Linked DNA regions of Homo sapiens: region 2 is linked to region 1. Evidence: chromatin loops called from intact Hi-C (ENCODE). Cell type or tissue: natural killer cell. All regions are shown on one strand. Links, peaks and the distances in the headings refer to the core of each region. The heading gives the core; the rest is flanking DNA. Region 1 overlaps RAI1 (retinoic acid induced 1). Region 2 has its middle 14 kb from the start of SMCR2.

The links. A loop is a pair of places that touch in the nucleus more often than their neighbours do. Peaks named below come from ENCODE experiments on the same cell type or tissue, not always from the same donor. Only the 100,000 strongest peaks of a DNase experiment are listed, where the experiment ranks them.
Region 2: it touches region 1 in a loop (12-fold over the local background); 2 of 110 quality-filtered maps call a loop at or near these places.

Annotation. Positions count from the first base shown.
Region 1 is chr17:17,787,861-17,796,117 of GRCh38, forward strand. It overlaps RAI1 (retinoic acid induced 1), which reads left to right. Exons shown (of 6, transcript NM_030665.4): 3 at 5,073-8,257. The coding sequence starts at 5,089. Among named protein-coding and RNA genes, the nearest start is that of SMCR5, 12 kb to the left of the region's middle. RefSeq lists a silencer at 2,067-2,273 and enhancers at 5,148-5,874, 5,875-6,599. In natural killer cell, for the core only: no CTCF peak of the experiment used is centred there; DNase peaks (open chromatin) are centred at 4,491 and 5,061; H3K27ac peaks cover 1,686 bases.
Region 2 is chr17:17,659,073-17,667,463 of GRCh38, forward strand. No RefSeq gene overlaps it. Among named protein-coding and RNA genes, the nearest start is that of SMCR2, 14 kb to the right of the region's middle. RefSeq lists enhancers at 4,031-4,120, 4,611-4,750. In natural killer cell, for the core only: no CTCF peak of the experiment used is centred there; DNase peaks (open chromatin) are centred at 4,409 and 4,749; H3K27ac peaks cover 1,700 bases.

The sequences.
Region 1 (8,257 bases), core at 258-8,257:
AGCAGGTCTCAGCTGTCCCCACAGCTGGGTCCCTGGAGGAGATGGTGTTGGGGGCTGTGAGGGGAGGCTCCTCAAACATCTGGAGAGTCCAGATACCTCTGCACTCTGAAGGGCCCAGAGCCCCCAGCCACACCAGGGCTCCCCCAACCTCAACTGAGCCTGGCTAGGGCTGCCCTTCTGCTTCTCACCCCATCACTGGCATCCTGATATTTGGGACCCCCAGACCCTATAGAGAGGGTATGTTGGTCACCCCGTGGGATTCTTCCTTGAGCATGGGGGGGCCATGAATGAGGAGGGATGCATATCCAAGCGTTGCCCACAGGGAGTGGTCTGGAGGGGCTGCCTGGTCCTCTGGGGTTCCTGATGTCCTAGGAGGGTCCTCCATCTGCCCGAAGCAGGCCTCTCAGCCCGTGGACCCTAACCTGTCCCAGAAGCCTATGGGCACCCAACCTCTTGTCTTGTGGGCTCCTTGGAAACTCGCCCCCTTCCTCCCATTCAAGCCAGGCCCCTAGGATATGGAATTGAGCCCATACGATAGCAGTGAATCTGGCGAACGATTTCTCATTTTCACCAAGTCTCCTGTATTGATTATTCATCACCCACAACAGATGGGGAGGCCTGAGGAGTTCCACCTTCTCCACCCCTGCCTGGACTCCTCCTCTGCCCTGTCCTCAGCTTCTGGAGCCCTGGTACACTGCTCCTTCATTCTCAGGTTCCCAGGCCTTGAGTGGGTTGGGTTTTTAAATTTTTTTCTTGCAGCTACAAATCATGAAAACAGGTCATAAAACCACCTTGGGTAAGTAGGTGGGATGGAACCAGTGGCCTCAGAGCTGCTGCTGGGGATCAGGAAGCCCCCAGTCCGTTTCTTTCTCCCTCTCTCCCTGCCTCCCCTCAGCCTCCCTCTCTCCCTTTCTCTTAGGAAAAAATTCCAGCCACCACCTCCCAGCTGGGCTCCCTCAGGAGCCACAGCAGCTCTGGCCTACACTGTGCCCATTTCGCTGACTGGGGCCTCAAGCCTGGGGTCTGAGGAGGCTTTAGGCCTAGTGACCTCTCCCTGAGGCTGCCCAGGGGACAGTAGTTGCCTTGGTGACAGTGGGTGGCTGGTGACCATCACTGCCCATTAGTGGACCCACCCGAGGTGGGTCTGGCTGCTTAAAGATGAGGACAGAATAAAAAAGTGAGGACCCTGGCCTGAGGCTCAGGCTGTCACAGGCTGCAGCTCAGCCCCTTGCCCCACAGCAGCTTTGGCTTGCATCCTGCTCCAAGAGACTGTTCCTCCAAAGTGGGAGCCCCTCACGGGGGCTCAGGACAGGGGTGTCCACCCGTGGTCCAGTCACTGCCGCTGCTGCTGAGGGCGTCCTGCATAGGAGCTTCCCTGCGGGTGGGCTCTGCTCTGGGGTCCTAAGCAGGGCACTTGTCCTGAACCTCACTTTTTTCTGTAAAGGGGGAGGAGAGATTAATCAAACCGTTGTTCAAGAAAGCCGCACAGAGTAGGTGTTCTGCAGCCGCCTTGCTCCCGCCTCAGCAGTCCTATAGATTTCTGGAGGGAAAGGGCTGAGGTCTTTGCCTAAAAGAAGGGCTGTGCCCCAGGTGTGTGCCACACTGCCGAAGGCCTGTGAGAGCCGCTGGCCTTGCACCGTAGGGTAGCTGGGGTTTCGTTGTGCCCCCACTATGTTCATGGCTTGGAGTGAGGACACCCATTGCTGTGTCAAGGGGAATCCTGATGCCCTGGGTGCTATGTGATTCCAGCTCATGCTCCCTGCTGTGCCTGGCCTGCCTCCTCTGTCCAGCGCTGAGAAGACTAAGTTCCAGGATCTGATTCTAAGGGTGAAGTGTTCATGTATCTGGTGCTTAGAGGATGCACTAGACTCCGCTCCTCCTGCCTTCTAGTTTCAGCAAGAACTTTGGAGATAAGGCCTGGACCAAGTGTCTGAGAGGAGAGGCAGGTTGGGGAGAAACGGATGGATGGGAATGAGTGGGGACCGTCCGGGCAGTGTGGTTGAGCTGGACCATGAGGAGTGAGCCCAGTGGGTGGGGGGTGCCCTCCCTTGTCCCCTCTCACCACCCCTTCTCCCTCCAGCCCAAGCCACAGGCCAAACCCACAATCTGCCTGCTAGGCCACTTCTTCCCTGCCCCCAGGTTCAAAGGTCACCATCGTTCTGCCGGGGCCAGGGAGGGGGGTGCTCTTTCTGCCCCCTCCTCTCCTGAGGCCTGCCCAGCCCAACCCAACCCAGCCCAGCCCTGCTGCCTGCCTCGCCTTCTGTGTCCTGTCCTAGTGCTCTTGAAAAGTAATCATAATCATAATAATTAATAACAACAGAGCCCATAGCAGGCCTGAGGCAGCCCTTAAAGAGGCAGTGCCCCCTTTTCTCCCAGCAGAGCTGGCAGTGGGACCTGGCTGGCACTGAGAGGCGGCCTGTGCCTTTGTTCCCATCCCTCCCTTTGCCTTGGGTTCCAGGGTGGTGTTGGGGCGAGCATTTTTGCCTGCATTCTCCATCAGCACTGGGCTTCTCGTGTTTTAATTGAACTGTCTTTTCTTAGCAATAGATGCTTTCACCGCATCCAGCTGCTCGTGTGTATTGGGAAACCTGCCTGTAATACAGCTCGGCTAAATTAAAAGACACAGCAGCTGGACCAATTAAACAGGGAGGGAGGAATGCAGACGGACAGGCAGGGAGGGGGTACTGGTAATAGCACCCCCTCACTGTCTCTGTCTCTCTTTAAATAATGTTTCTGGTAATGCATTTTGGAGAATGTGAAAAAAAATAAAAAATAAAGCCGTAGAAATGTTAATGATATCCACAGGACACTCAGCAGGAAATGAGAGTGATCTGGGACTAATAAAAGCCGAAATGTAATTTGTGCAGATATACGAGGCGCAGCCTTCAGAGTGGTCCTGGGTTTGCACATTCTGGGCTCATAAACATGCGCCTGGGGAGGGCAGGGAGCGGGCGCTGTGCCCTCGGCCTGGGCACAGGCCCGCCTGGGCTGCCCTGTGGCAGTCTGGCCAGGGCAGGAGCGTGAGGCTGCCCACCTGGCAGGGAGCTGCCAGACCAGAACCAAGTGCCGTCCCCAGCTCCTCTGGGTTGGCGCGTCGCAGCAGGAACCTCCTGTAATGTTTTATCCAAGCTGCCAGGGGTAGGATTGAAGTGGGTCAGAAGGGTGGGCACGCTGCTTGTTAGGGATGCCTGCGACAAATCCAGGGAGAGGAGCTGGAGCAGAGGGAAAGCGGCTTTGATAAGCCGGTGGGCAGGGGCTCGCCTCGTGGGAAAGTGGCCGGCCCCCACACTGGGCTGACTCTCCTGCATTTGTGGGCCAGGGCAAGCTGACTCCAGAGAGCAGGAGAGGTGGTCCCAGGACTGGGCTGACGGGCTTCTGGGGGCCATCTGGCTGCCCTGGGCTTGCCCTGCTCTCAGGCAGATGGAGGCCCTCTGTCGCCTTCCCTGCATCCATCCCCAGACACTAAATGAGGAAGGCACTTGTGGTGGGGTCCGGGCCAAGGAAGAAGGGTAAATGGAGCAGCACCCCCAGCTCTCCCCCACTCCCCACCTTTCTGCCTCTTCCCTGTGCCCCTCCCCGACTCTGCGTGCCTCTCCCTCTCTGTGCCCCTCTCCCCCTCTCTTTGTCCCTTCCTGACCCCTTCAACAACCTGGAATCTTTGTAGCCTGAGGCAAGCCACCCCTTCCTTTTGGAGCATTTGGGAACCAGCACTGGAAAGTCCCCTATCCCCTCCTGGGGGCCTGGGCCACACAGGCCGAGCTGAGCCCCTTTCTTCCTGCCTCCGGGCCAGCATGGTTCTGGGTAAATCCCAAACCCTCTGGGACTCGGCCAATGGCCAGCCCCTCCATGCACTTCCTCCAAAACCTGGGGCATTCCTCTTTCTTCCATCCCTCTTTGAGGGGTCTTCTGGTTGGCCAGGCCAGCGAGTCAGCTGGAGGAACCTTTACCCTGGATGCTGGGCTGTCAGATGCTCTGCTCTGAGAGGCTCCCGCAACCCACCCTGGGTCCTTTCCTGACCCAGGATTCTGCTCTGCAGGCAGGGGCAGGTTAGACCCCTGCCTGAGCCCCATCCCCTAAAATCATAACCAGATGGGCTCTTGAGTGTTGCCTGCCCCAGCCCTCACCTGCTGAGGTGGGGAGGAACTGGCCAGGAGGGGACAGGGCTGTGTCGCCCCATGTGGGTGGGGCTGGGCTGTGCCCTTCCGTGGCCGTGGCCCTGGGACTGCATCTCTACTCCCATTAGTATGCACTCCCTCACTCTGGGCCACGTAATCTGTTTATGCACGTATGATATCAAAAACAGGAGGCAGGTGCTGCCGTCTTGCGTTCCTGGGAGTCAGAGGAGGGGACATTTTATGTCTACAGTGGCTTGGCAGCCCCTAATCGATGTCTGCTAGAAGGAACAGACAGATTCCAGATGGCGTGGCAGTGATAGAGGAGGTGTGTGTGTGCATGCGTGTGTGTGTGTGTGCGCGCGTGTGTGTGTGAGCATACATATGCTTGTGTGCACGCATGTGCGTGGGGACAGGGGCAGACCCTCCTCAGTCCCCAGCATGGCTGGGTCATGCTTGAACACGGTCGCGAAGGGACTAAATTACAGGATCCAGCAGGCCCCAGGGGATGAGGGAGCGGGAATTGCTCTGCTAAATGCTTTTGAGCTGTCAGGAAGGGCTGGGAGTGATGGGTGGGGGACATTGGGGAGGAGCTGGCAATGGGCGGGGGGGGGGCGGGTAGCTCCCCAGTGACCTGGCGCTGGGCAGCCGGTTTTGCCTCCCGCATCAGTGGCCGTCCTTGGCAAGACTCAGCTGCAGGCGATGTGGGAGCGGGAATTACAGAGCACACCTCCCTGACACAGAAGTTGTCAATATGCGCACAGCTGGTGGGGAGGCTCAGGCGAAGGGGGGACTATTAAGAGCTGCGCGGGGGAGCAGGCAGGGTGGGGAGGTGGGTGGGAGGGTGCTTTCTGAGGCAAAAGGAAGTGGCCCGTCTGAATCGCTCATCCTCTGCCCCCTCCCTGCCCATCCTCCCCTCCCTCCTTCCCTCCCTCCCTCCCTTCCTTTTTCTTTTCACAGATAACCAGCCCGAGTCATGCAGTCTTTTCGAGAAAGGTGTGGTTTCCATGGCAAACAACAGAACTACCAGCAGACCTCGCAGGAAACATCACGCCTAGAGAATTACAGGCAGCCGAGTCAGGCCGGGCTAAGCTGCGACCGGCAGCGGCTGCTCGCCAAGGACTATTATAACCCGCAGCCTTACCCGAGCTATGAGGGTGGCGCTGGCACGCCCTCTGGCACTGCAGCCGCGGTGGCCGCCGACAAGTACCACCGAGGCAGCAAGGCCCTGCCCACACAGCAAGGCCTGCAGGGGAGGCCGGCTTTCCCTGGCTACGGCGTCCAGGACAGCAGCCCCTACCCAGGCCGCTATGCTGGTGAGGAGAGCCTTCAGGCTTGGGGGGCCCCACAGCCACCACCCCCACAGCCGCAGCCACTACCTGCAGGGGTGGCCAAGTATGATGAGAACTTGATGAAAAAGACAGCAGTGCCCCCCAGCAGGCAGTATGCAGAGCAGGGCGCCCAGGTGCCCTTTCGGACTCACTCCCTGCACGTCCAGCAGCCACCGCCGCCCCAGCAGCCCCTGGCATACCCCAAGCTCCAAAGGCAGAAGCTGCAGAACGACATTGCCTCCCCTCTGCCCTTCCCCCAGGGTACCCACTTTCCTCAGCATTCCCAGTCCTTCCCCACCTCCTCCACCTACTCCTCCTCTGTCCAGGGTGGTGGGCAGGGGGCCCACTCCTATAAGAGTTGCACAGCACCGACTGCCCAGCCCCATGACAGGCCGCTGACTGCCAGCTCCAGCCTGGCCCCGGGGCAGCGGGTCCAGAATCTTCATGCCTACCAGTCGGGCCGCCTCAGCTATGACCAGCAGCAGCAGCAGCAGCAGCAGCAGCAGCAGCAGCAGCAAGCCCTTCAGAGCCGGCACCATGCCCAGGAAACCCTCCATTACCAAAACCTCGCCAAGTATCAGCACTACGGGCAGCAAGGCCAGGGCTACTGCCAGCCGGACGCAGCCGTCCGGACCCCAGAGCAGTACTACCAGACCTTCAGCCCCAGCTCCAGCCACTCACCCGCCCGCTCCGTGGGCCGCTCACCTTCCTACAGTTCCACACCGTCGCCGCTGATGCCAAACCTGGAGAACTTTCCCTACAGCCAGCAGCCGCTCAGCACCGGGGCCTTCCCCGCAGGGATCACTGACCACAGCCACTTCATGCCCCTGCTCAATCCCTCCCCAACGGATGCCACCAGCTCTGTGGACACCCAGGCTGGCAACTGCAAGCCCCTTCAGAAGGACAAGCTCCCTGAGAACCTGCTGTCGGATCTCAGCCTGCAGAGCCTCACGGCGCTGACCTCACAGGTGGAGAACATCTCCAACACCGTCCAGCAGCTGCTGCTCTCCAAGGCTGCTGTGCCGCAGAAGAAAGGTGTCAAGAACCTCGTGTCCAGGACCCCAGAGCAGCATAAAAGCCAGCACTGCAGCCCCGAAGGGAGCGGCTACTCAGCCGAGCCCGCAGGCACACCGCTGTCAGAGCCGCCGAGCAGCACGCCACAGTCCACGCATGCGGAGCCGCAGGAGGCCGACTACCTGAGCGGCTCCGAGGACCCACTGGAGCGCAGCTTCCTCTACTGCAACCAGGCCCGTGGCAGCCCTGCCAGGGTCAACAGCAACTCGAAGGCCAAGCCCGAGTCCGTGTCCACCTGTTCTGTGACCTCTCCTGACGACATGTCCACCAAATCTGACGACTCCTTCCAGAGCCTACACGGCAGTCTGCCGCTCGACAGCTTCTCCAAGTTCGTGGCGGGTGAGCGGGACTGTCCGCGGCTGCTGCTCAGCGCCCTGGCACAGGAGGACCTGGCCTCCGAGATCCTGGGGCTGCAGGAAGCCATCGGTGAGAAGGCCGACAAAGCTTGGGCTGAAGCACCCAGCCTGGTCAAGGACAGCAGCAAGCCACCCTTCTCGCTGGAGAACCACAGCGCCTGCCTGGACTCTGTGGCCAAGAGTGCGTGGCCCCGGCCTGGGGAGCCGGAGGCCCTGCCCGACTCCTTGCAGCTGGACAAGGGCGGCAATGCCAAGGACTTCAGCCCAGGGCTGTTTGAAGACCCTTCCGTGGCCTTCGCTACGCCTGACCCCAAAAAGACAACTGGTCCTCTCTCCTTTGGTACCAAGCCCACCCTTGGGGTTCCTGCTCCAGACCCCACTACAGCAGCTTTTGACTGTTTCCCGGACACAACCGCTGCCAGCTCAGCGGACAGCGCCAACCCCTTTGCCTGGCCAGAGGAAAACCTGGGGGATGCTTGTCCCAGGTGGGGATTGCACCCTGGCGAGCTTACCAAGGGCCTGGAGCAGGGTGGGAAGGCCTCAGATGGCATCAGCAAAGGGGACACCCATGAGGCTTCGGCCTGCCTGGGCTTCCAGGAGGAGGACCCCCCTGGGGAGAAGGTGGCCTCGTTGCCCGGGGACTTCAAGCAGGAGGAGGTGGGTGGGGTGAAGGAGGAGGCAGGTGGGCTGCTGCAGTGCCCCGAGGTGGCCAAGGCTGACCGGTGGCTGGAGGACAGCCGGCACTGCTGTTCCACCGCCGACTTCGGGGACCTCCCACTGCTGCCACCCACCAGCAGGAAGGAGGACCTGGAAGCTGAGGAGGAGTACTCCTCCCTATGTGAGCTCCTGGGCAGCCCCGAGCAGAGGCCTGGCATGCAGGACCCGCTGTCACCCAAGGCCCCACTCATCTGCACCAAGGAGGAGGTGGAGGAGGTGCTGGACTCCAAGGCCGGCTGGGGCTCTCCGTGCCACCTCTCAGGGGAGTCCGTCATCCTGCTGGGCCCTACAGTGGGCACCGAGTCAAAGGTCCAGAGCTGGTTTGAGTCCTCTCTGTCACACATGAAGCCAGGTGAAGAGGGGCCTGATGGGGAGCGAGCTCCAGGGGATTCCACCACCTCGGACGCCTCTCTGGCCCAGAAGCCCAACAAGCCTGCTGTGCCCGAGGCGCCCATCGCAAAGAAAGAGCCTGTGCCACGGGGCAAAAGCTTACGGAGCCGTCGGGTGCACCGGGGGCTGCCCGAGGCCGAGGACTCCCCATGCAGGGCACCAGTGCTGCCCAAAGACCTCTTGCTCCCTGAATCCTGCACAGGGCCCCCCCAGGGACAGATGGAAGGGGCTGGAGCCCCAGGCCGGGGGGCCTCGGAAGGGCTCCCCAGGATGTGTA
Region 2 (8,391 bases), core at 141-8,140, 130 kb before region 1:
AAGGAGGGTAGGGCAGGAGGATTGCTTGATCCCAGGAGTTCAAGTTCAGCCTGGGCAGCATAGCAAGACCCCATCTCTAAAAAACAAAAGATCTAAACAGACACCTCACCCAAGATACACAGAAAGCAAAAAGGCATATGAAAAGAGGCTCAACATCATACATCATCAGGTTAATGCAAATTAACACAACAGTGAGAGCCTCTACACACCTATCAGAATGGCCAAGATCCAGAATGCTGACAACATCAAATGCTGGTGAGGATGTGGAGCCACAGGAACTCTCACTCATGCTGGTGGGAATGCAAAATGATACAGCCACTTTGGAAGACAGTCTGGCAGTGTTATGGACTGAATGTTTTTGTTCTCTCAAATTTCGTATGCTGAAGCCCCAGCCCACTTTGTGACTGTATTTATTTGGAGACAGGGCCTTTATGGAGGTGATTAAGGCTAAATGAGATCATAGGGATGGGGCCCCAATCCAATAGGATGAGTGTCTTTATAAGAAGAGACATGAGAGCAAGCTCTGAGCTGGCTGCCTCTCTCTCTTCCCCACCCCACCTTGTGAGGACAAAGCGAGAAGGCAGCCATCTCTGAGCCCAGAGAAGAGCTGCGGGATTAAACCTACCTTGCCCACACTTTGATCTTGGACTTCCAGCCTCCGGAACTGTGAGAAATAAATTTCTGTTGTTTAAGCCACAAAGCCTGTGGTATTTTGTTATGGCAGCCTGAGTTAAGACACGCAATTTTCTTACAAATGAAACAGATTCTTACCATGTGATCCAACAGTCATGCCTCTTGGTATTTACCCAAATAAGTTGAAAACATATATCCACAAAAAACCCAGCACACAGATGTTTATAGCAGCTTTTTTCATAGTTGCCAAAATTTAGAAGCAACCAAGATGTCCTTCAGTAGGTGGATGGATAAATAAACCGTGGCACACCCAGACAATGAAATATTATTCAGCGCTAAAAAGAAATGAGCTAGTAAGCCACGAAAAGACATGGAGGAATATTAAATGAATTTTACTAAGTAAAAGAAGCCAATCTGAAAAGGCCACATACTGTGTGATTCTAAATATGTTACATTCTGGAAAAGGCAAAACTATGGAGACAGTAAAAAGGTCAGGGTTTGTGGCCAGGGCACAGTGGCTCACGCCTGTAATCCCAAAACTTTGGGAGGCCGAGGTGAGCAGATCACGAGGTCACAAGTTCAAGATCAGCCTGACCAATATGGTGAAACTCCATACTACTAAAAATACAAAAATTAGCCGGGCGTGGTGGTGCATACCTGTAGTCCCAGCTACTCGGGAGGCTGAGGCAGGAGAATTACTTGAACCTGGAAGGTGGAGGTTTCAGTGAGCCGAGATTGTGCCGCTGCACTCCAGCCTGGGAGACAGAGCAAGACTCTGTCTCAAAAAAAAAAAAAAAAAAAAAAAAAGTCAGGGTTTATGGGGAAGATGAATAGGCAGAGCACAGAGAAATTGCAAGGCCGTGGAACAAGTCAGTATGACCCATGGCATTATAACTACAGATGAACAACACCAAGAGGGACCCTAACCTAAGCCACGGACTTCCAGTGATAATGATGTGTCGATGTAGGTTCAGGACTGGAACAAATGTACCATCTGGCGGGGGGTGCTGACAATGGGGGTGGGGAGCTGTGCACATGTGGGGGCAGCAAGGACATGGGAAATCTCTGCAACTTCCACTCAGTTTGGCTGTGAATCTAAAACTGCTCCAACAAGAAAGAAAGTCTATTAAAAAAAATACATACATACATAAAGAGCAAAAGTTGATTTCTTGCTCATGCTACGTCTGACCAGGGAGCAGGAAGACACTACATGGTGCAGCCAGTCTGGGTCCAGGCTGACTGAGATTCTGTTTTGATGGGGTCTCACCAGCTCAGGGAAAGGAAAGTGAAGAATTGCACACCAACTCCGGAAGCTGCTTCCGGGAAGTGACATCCTCATTTCTGCTCACATTTCATTGGCCAAAGCAAGTTACAGACAGCCTTGACCTTGAAGCGCGTGAAGAAGCGCACTTCACCTTGGCTGGTGCCAGGAAGGAGAACTGGGGTGCTCATGCCCTCCATGGACCACCACATTCTGCTAAAAACACTCAGCATGGTGTGCACTGAGCCCTGCCTCACACACATGCGCACGTGCACACACACACACACACACACACACACGAGCATACGCACACACCCCTCCTGGTCAAGCCCCTGACGCTTTTGCCTGGTCTTTCCTCAGCAGCTGAGAACAAGGGCCCTCAGTTTTGGATGCGAAGCATTTCCAGATCGGTTGATCAAATATTTACTGAGAAATTACCAGCTGGGCACAGTGGCTCATGCCTGTAATCCCAGCACTTTGGAAGGCCGAGGCAAGTGGATCATCTGAGGTCTGGAGTTCAAGACCAGCCTGGCCAACATGGTGAAACCCTATCTCTACTAAAAATACAAACATTTGCTGGGCGTGGTGGCATGCGCCTATAATCCCAGCTACTCAGGAGGCTGAGGCAGGAGAATCATTTGAACCCAGGAGGCGGAGGTTGCAGTGAGCTGAGATCGCGCCATTGCACTCCAGCCTGGGCTACAAGAGCAAAACTCCATCTCAAAACAAAACAAAAACAAAAACATAAACAAAAAAGAAAATAAACTACTATATTCACGGCAAAGACAGATTAAGGACAAGGCAGTTGAAAATGAAATGACAGGACCTGAAGAAAAGTGTGTTTCCCAGAGCTGCTCTCACGAGCTCTCCGGGAGGTGGGAGGGTCACTCAGCCCCAAGCTTTGTGAGATGTTGGGTGTTGGTGTGTGGCCAGGTATATTTACGTATAATTTACATACAATTAAACTCATCAATTTTTAGCATACAATTCTATGGATTTTGACAAATGTGTCAAATCACATAACTGCCTCAAGCCCCCTTGTGGTCAGGTCAGCCTTTTCCCCATCCCCAGTTCCTGGCAACCGCTGATTAGTTTTCTGTCCCTATCATTTTGTCACTCCCGGAATGTCACATAATAGAATCCTGCAGCCTACAGCCTTTCAAGGCTGGCTACTTTTGCTCAGCATAATCCACTTAAGATTCACTGATATTTTTGTACGTACCAGTAGCTTGTTCCTTTTTTTTGAGACGGAGTTTCACTCTTGTGGCCCAGGCTGGAGTGCAATGGCACGATCTCAGCTCACTGCAACCTCCGCTTCCTGCGTTTAAGCGATTCTCCTGCCTCAACCTCCCAAGCAGCTGGGATTACAGGCATGCACCACCAAGCCTGGCTAATTTTGTATTTTTAGTAGAGACAGGGTTTCTCCATGTTGGTCAGGCTGGTCTCAAACTCCTGATCTCAGTGATCTGCCCGCCTTGGCCTCCCAAAGTGCTGGGATTACAGGCATGAGCCACCGCGCCTGGCCATTTGTTCCTTTTTATTGACAAATACTATTTCCTTGTCTGGACATACCGCATGTTGCCTCTCCATTCATCAGTGGATGAACAATGGGCTGTTTTCACCAGTGCACTTGCCTTGGAATCCACAAACTGCAAATGGCAGTGGCCTTGCCCATCCCACCCACACCGCTGCAGTGCGCGGCCTGCTCGTTGGGCCACAGATACATGAACCTCCACCTGCCTCAGGGCCTCTGCACTTACTGTTGCGATGCTTGCGATGCTCTTCCCATGACTCTGGCCTCCTTCCTCAGAACCTCTGCTCATAAGTCACCTCTCTGACCACCCTGTCCTCAGTTTCCACCCCATCACTCTCTGTGCCCTCCTCCTGCTGTTCCTTCTCCCAGCACCCACTGGAGTCTCTGGTTTTGTTTGCTTGTTTGTGTATTGTCCATCTCCCACCAGACTGGAGACTGGAGACCCTCAGCGGAGGAAGTCTCTGTTCATGGCTGTATCCCCAGGGCCTGACACAGAGTGGACTCTAAATATGAGTTGAGTGAGCAGCTGCTGGTACAGGATCACAGGAGGATTAAATGAAATAGCGAGTGTGAGTGCCCTTTGCAACCTGCTGTGCTTATTGAGGGGGAAACAGGCTGAGAAAGGTGCAGTGACCAACCCAGGGCCACCAGGTCAGAGCGATAGACACCCAGGCCTACACCCCTCCCTGGGCCACCCTCCTGTCCACCCTGCCTCAGGGCCAGCGTTCCTAAGGCACATTACACACACACACAGCCCACAGACACCCAGACCGCACACACAGCTCAACACCACACACAGACAAACGCCCTCAATGCAGACATGCCCAGCCTTGCACACACAGGAAGTCCACACACAAACACCAGCACACTGCCTTGAACACGCAGGAATAGCATTCACACGCCCATCCCCCTACACAAACACACAGGCCACACCCACACGCCAAAACACACCCCCAGCGTCAGACCTTGATGACTGACAGCCCAGGACTCCAGTGGGCTTGCGTCGCCATAACAACAGACGGCTCCGAGTCTTGGGCTGTGAGTGTGGTCGGGCTGTGAGTCACAGCTGCAGCAGACGCTCCGCAGAGCAGGAGCAGCCTGGCCCAGTGCGGACTCCCCAGTGCCAACCTCTTATGGACGCAGAGTGGACCCTCTCAGATGGGTGTGCAGTGTCCATTAGCATTACCCACAGGAGGGATGTGGCCCTCAGGTGTCCCCTGTGTGCCACACACTGGCGTGCGCCCAGAGCTTCACACACATTTTCTTGCTTAATCCTCGTGGTGTCCTCACCAAATCAGTGTGGCCAGGGAGACCATTTTACAGATGTTGAAACTGAGGTTCAGGTAGGGGAAGTCCCTTGCCTCACTCAGGTCACACAGTGAGTCACCACCAGGCCTGAAATTTGAATTCAGGTCTACTGAACCATGAAGGGTCCTCTTTCCACTGCCCTGAATCCAATCCAGGGGAGCTCCCAGCTGTGCACACCATTTCCAGACAAGAGCAATAGATTATCAGCTCTCACTTGCACCAGAGTTGGTTCTGCCCTTGTAGAGCTCCCTTGGTAGGTAGTGAGATCCCCATCATGAGCAGCATCCAAGCAGAGACTGTCATAGCTGCTATGGAGAAGCATCAAGTATCAGGGGACAAGGGGTTGGACCAGACGGCCTGGCTTTGAGTTGTAAATGACAAAAAAAATTATTGGCAAACAAAACAGGAATATAAAAGCTTCAGGAACAGCTGGATCCAGCTGTCAGATGTCATCAGGAATCTTCTTCTGGATTTCCCCTTCCTTGGGGTTCACTTTCTTCTCAGAATAACCTTCCCTAGCCTAGGGTAGACCTCACAGCTGCAGGCTTACATCGGTCGTGGCCCCCAAAAGCAAGCTTAATAGATGTTTGTCAGATGAATGCTAGAAGCATGATAAGGTTGCGGGTCTCAGTCTAAGTAAATCCCAACTTGACCTCTGGGAGTCACTCTGAGGAGGCGCAGTGCTCATTCCTGTGTGCCAAATCCCATCATCTCTCAAACGTCGTATGATTGAGTTAGATTGTACTATGCACTTCACAGACATTAACTCATGGAAATCCCAGGCAGCCCTATGCAGTGGTCACAATCTCCATCTCATGGACGGGGACACAGGGTCCCAAAGAGGCAAAGTGTGGTACCTGAGGTAGGGCTAGAGCCACACAGTGCCTTACCAGGCTGAGATCAGGAGGCCGTACCTCTGAACGAGGGCAGGACTGTTCTTCACAGGCAGCTTTCCTCCAAGGAGGCAGAGGACGGCACTGGCACGTTCACTCAGCAGCCAACATTGGCAAGCACCCACTCTACCCCGTGGCCCGGGGTGCCACTGCCCATGGAGCTTGGAGGTGCCAACTGCTGCCAGTGACCTTGGGTAAGTCATTTTGTGCTTGATCCTTGCATCCCCATCTGTAAATGGGCAGGTCACCCCACTCAGAGGGGCAGAACTCATGTCAGTGGTTGAACGCTTCTGGCAGTACAGCCCAATAGAACTTCCTATACCAGGTCCCACAGGGTGGCCACACACCGCTCCTGAACACCAGAAAGTGACTAGTATAATAATAACAATTTTAAAGGCCGGGCGCGGTGGCTCATGCCTGTAATCCCAGCACTTTGGGAGGCCAAGGTAGGCGGATCACAAGGTCAGGAGTTCAAGACCAGCCTGGCCAACAGAGTGAAACCCTGTCTCTACCAAAAATACAAAAATTACCCGGGTGTGGTGGCATGTGCCTATAGTTCCAGCTACTAGGGAGGCTGAAGCGGAAGAATCGCTTGAACCCGGGAGGTGGAGGTTGCAGTGAGCTGAGACCGCACCATTTGTACTCCAGCTTGGGTGATAGAGTGAGACTCTAAAAGAAACACACACACACACACACACAATTTTAAGTTTTATTTCTTTTAAATTGATTGAAATGTACCTAGCTACACGTGGCTAATGACAACCATATTGAGCAGCAAAGCTCCAGGGTTCTAGACAAACAGCAGATATTAATTTTGGTTTTGTTCTGTTTTACTAACCCCACCCCATGCTCCAGTGCAGGCAGCCTGGTCCCTAGCTTGTCTCAGAGAGCTTTGCTGGCCTCCTTTGCCAGACCCGGTGGCCAGACTCATCATGGCCTTGGGACCTTTGTGTGGCTCTGGAGAAGAAAGAAGCTCCCAATAATGGCTGAGATTCAGTTGCCCACCAGCCAGCAGGATAGGGGCTTAGAACAGGATGTAAGATGATTTAAAGAAAAAAAGGGGCTGGGCGTGGTGGCTCATGCCTGTAATCCCAGAATTTTGGGAGGCCGAGGAGGGTGGATCACTTGAGGTCAGGAGTTCGAAACCAGCTTGGCCAACATGCTGAAACCCCATCTCTACTAAAAATACAAAATAATTAGCCGGGCGTGGCAGCCGGCGCCTGTAATCCTAGCTACTTGGGAGGCTGAGGCAGGGGAATCGCTTGAACCCGGGAAGTGGAGGTTGTAGTGAGCCGAGATCACACCACTGAACTCCAGCCTGGGTGACAGAGTGAGATCCATCTCAAAAAAAAAAAAAAAGAAAAAGAAAAAAGGAAGCTGGCTGTTTCTGGCACACCTGGGTTTTCCACTGGGTCTATACCAGGTGCACAAGTGCCTACTCCCCACCTCTATACCCGCACAACCCACCACGTGGACATGCACCAAACACACCCCCCAGCTGTGTGTGGACACAAGCAGCCAACACATGCTCTGTGGCTTACTCCTCCCATGCTCCTGGGCCTGGGCTGAGGGTCCAGCAGTTCACAGAACATCCACGTGGTCTGGGCTTCCAGAGCCTGTCCATCCTCCATCCCCTCTACCTGCCCAGGATCCCCGGGCCCCTGCTGGCCTACAGGAGTAAATGGCCACCTGCACACCCTACACACTCACGCCCAGCTCTGGATGGACATGAGGCAGGGCGAGGTCTGGGCGGTAGCCAGGAAATCCTAAGCTGTGAGTGTTCGTTCCCTGTTGCTGCTGTAAAGAGTTACTACACATGTCGGGGCTTAGAACAGCAGAAATGATTCTCTTGCAGTTCTGGAGACTGGGTGTCCAAAATCAGTATCACTGGTCTCGAGTCATGGCGTCTGTGGGGCTGTGCCCCCTCGGAGGCGCCAGGGGAGAACCTGTGCAGGGCCCCTTGCAGCCTCAGCCAGCTGCCCTGGTGATCCCTGGCTGTGTTTGCATCACTCTGGTCTCTGCCTCGGTGGCCGCGCAGTCTCCTCCTCCGTGCTTGTGTTGTCGAGTCTCCCTCAGCCTCTCTCTGTTGTGGACACTAGGGACAGCATTTAAGGAACCCCTAGATAGCCCAGGATCATCTCCTTATCTCAAGACCTTTAACTTTGCACATCTGCAGGAGCCCATTTTTTGGCTGTAAAGGGGACACCCACACGTTCCAGGGATGAGGACCTGGATATCTTTAGGGGCCATTTTTCAGCCTACCATCATGAGCCGCAGACACTCCGTGGCCAGCTCCCAAACTTAGCTCTGGCTGTGGGGCCGGGTACAGTGACAGACCTGAGACCCCATCAGCGCTGACACCATAGGCCCCAAGAGCCTGTGACCATGGCTGGTGAGAGCTCCCCAGAACAGTGGGGCTCTCAGAGAAGTAGAGTGAGGAGCACAGAGAGACGGATGGGTAGGTCCTGGGAGCAGGAAGGTATGAATTCAGGGGAGGCACACCGTGGCCTCCAAGCTGGGCCTCCACAGTGTCTCACTTCATCTTCCCACAGCCCTTGACAGATTAGGAAACCAAGGCTCACAGAAGCAACAGCTAAGTCCTCTGTGCAGCTTACCTCTGAACGGCCCCACAGAGAAGCTGTTAGCAGCTCCAAGTTACAGGGGGAGGAAGTGCCTGCTCAGAGGTGATGTGACTTGCCCAAGGTCACACAGCAACAGGTGGCAGGGCAGAAGCATGAGCCCTCTGGCTGACTCAAGCACCC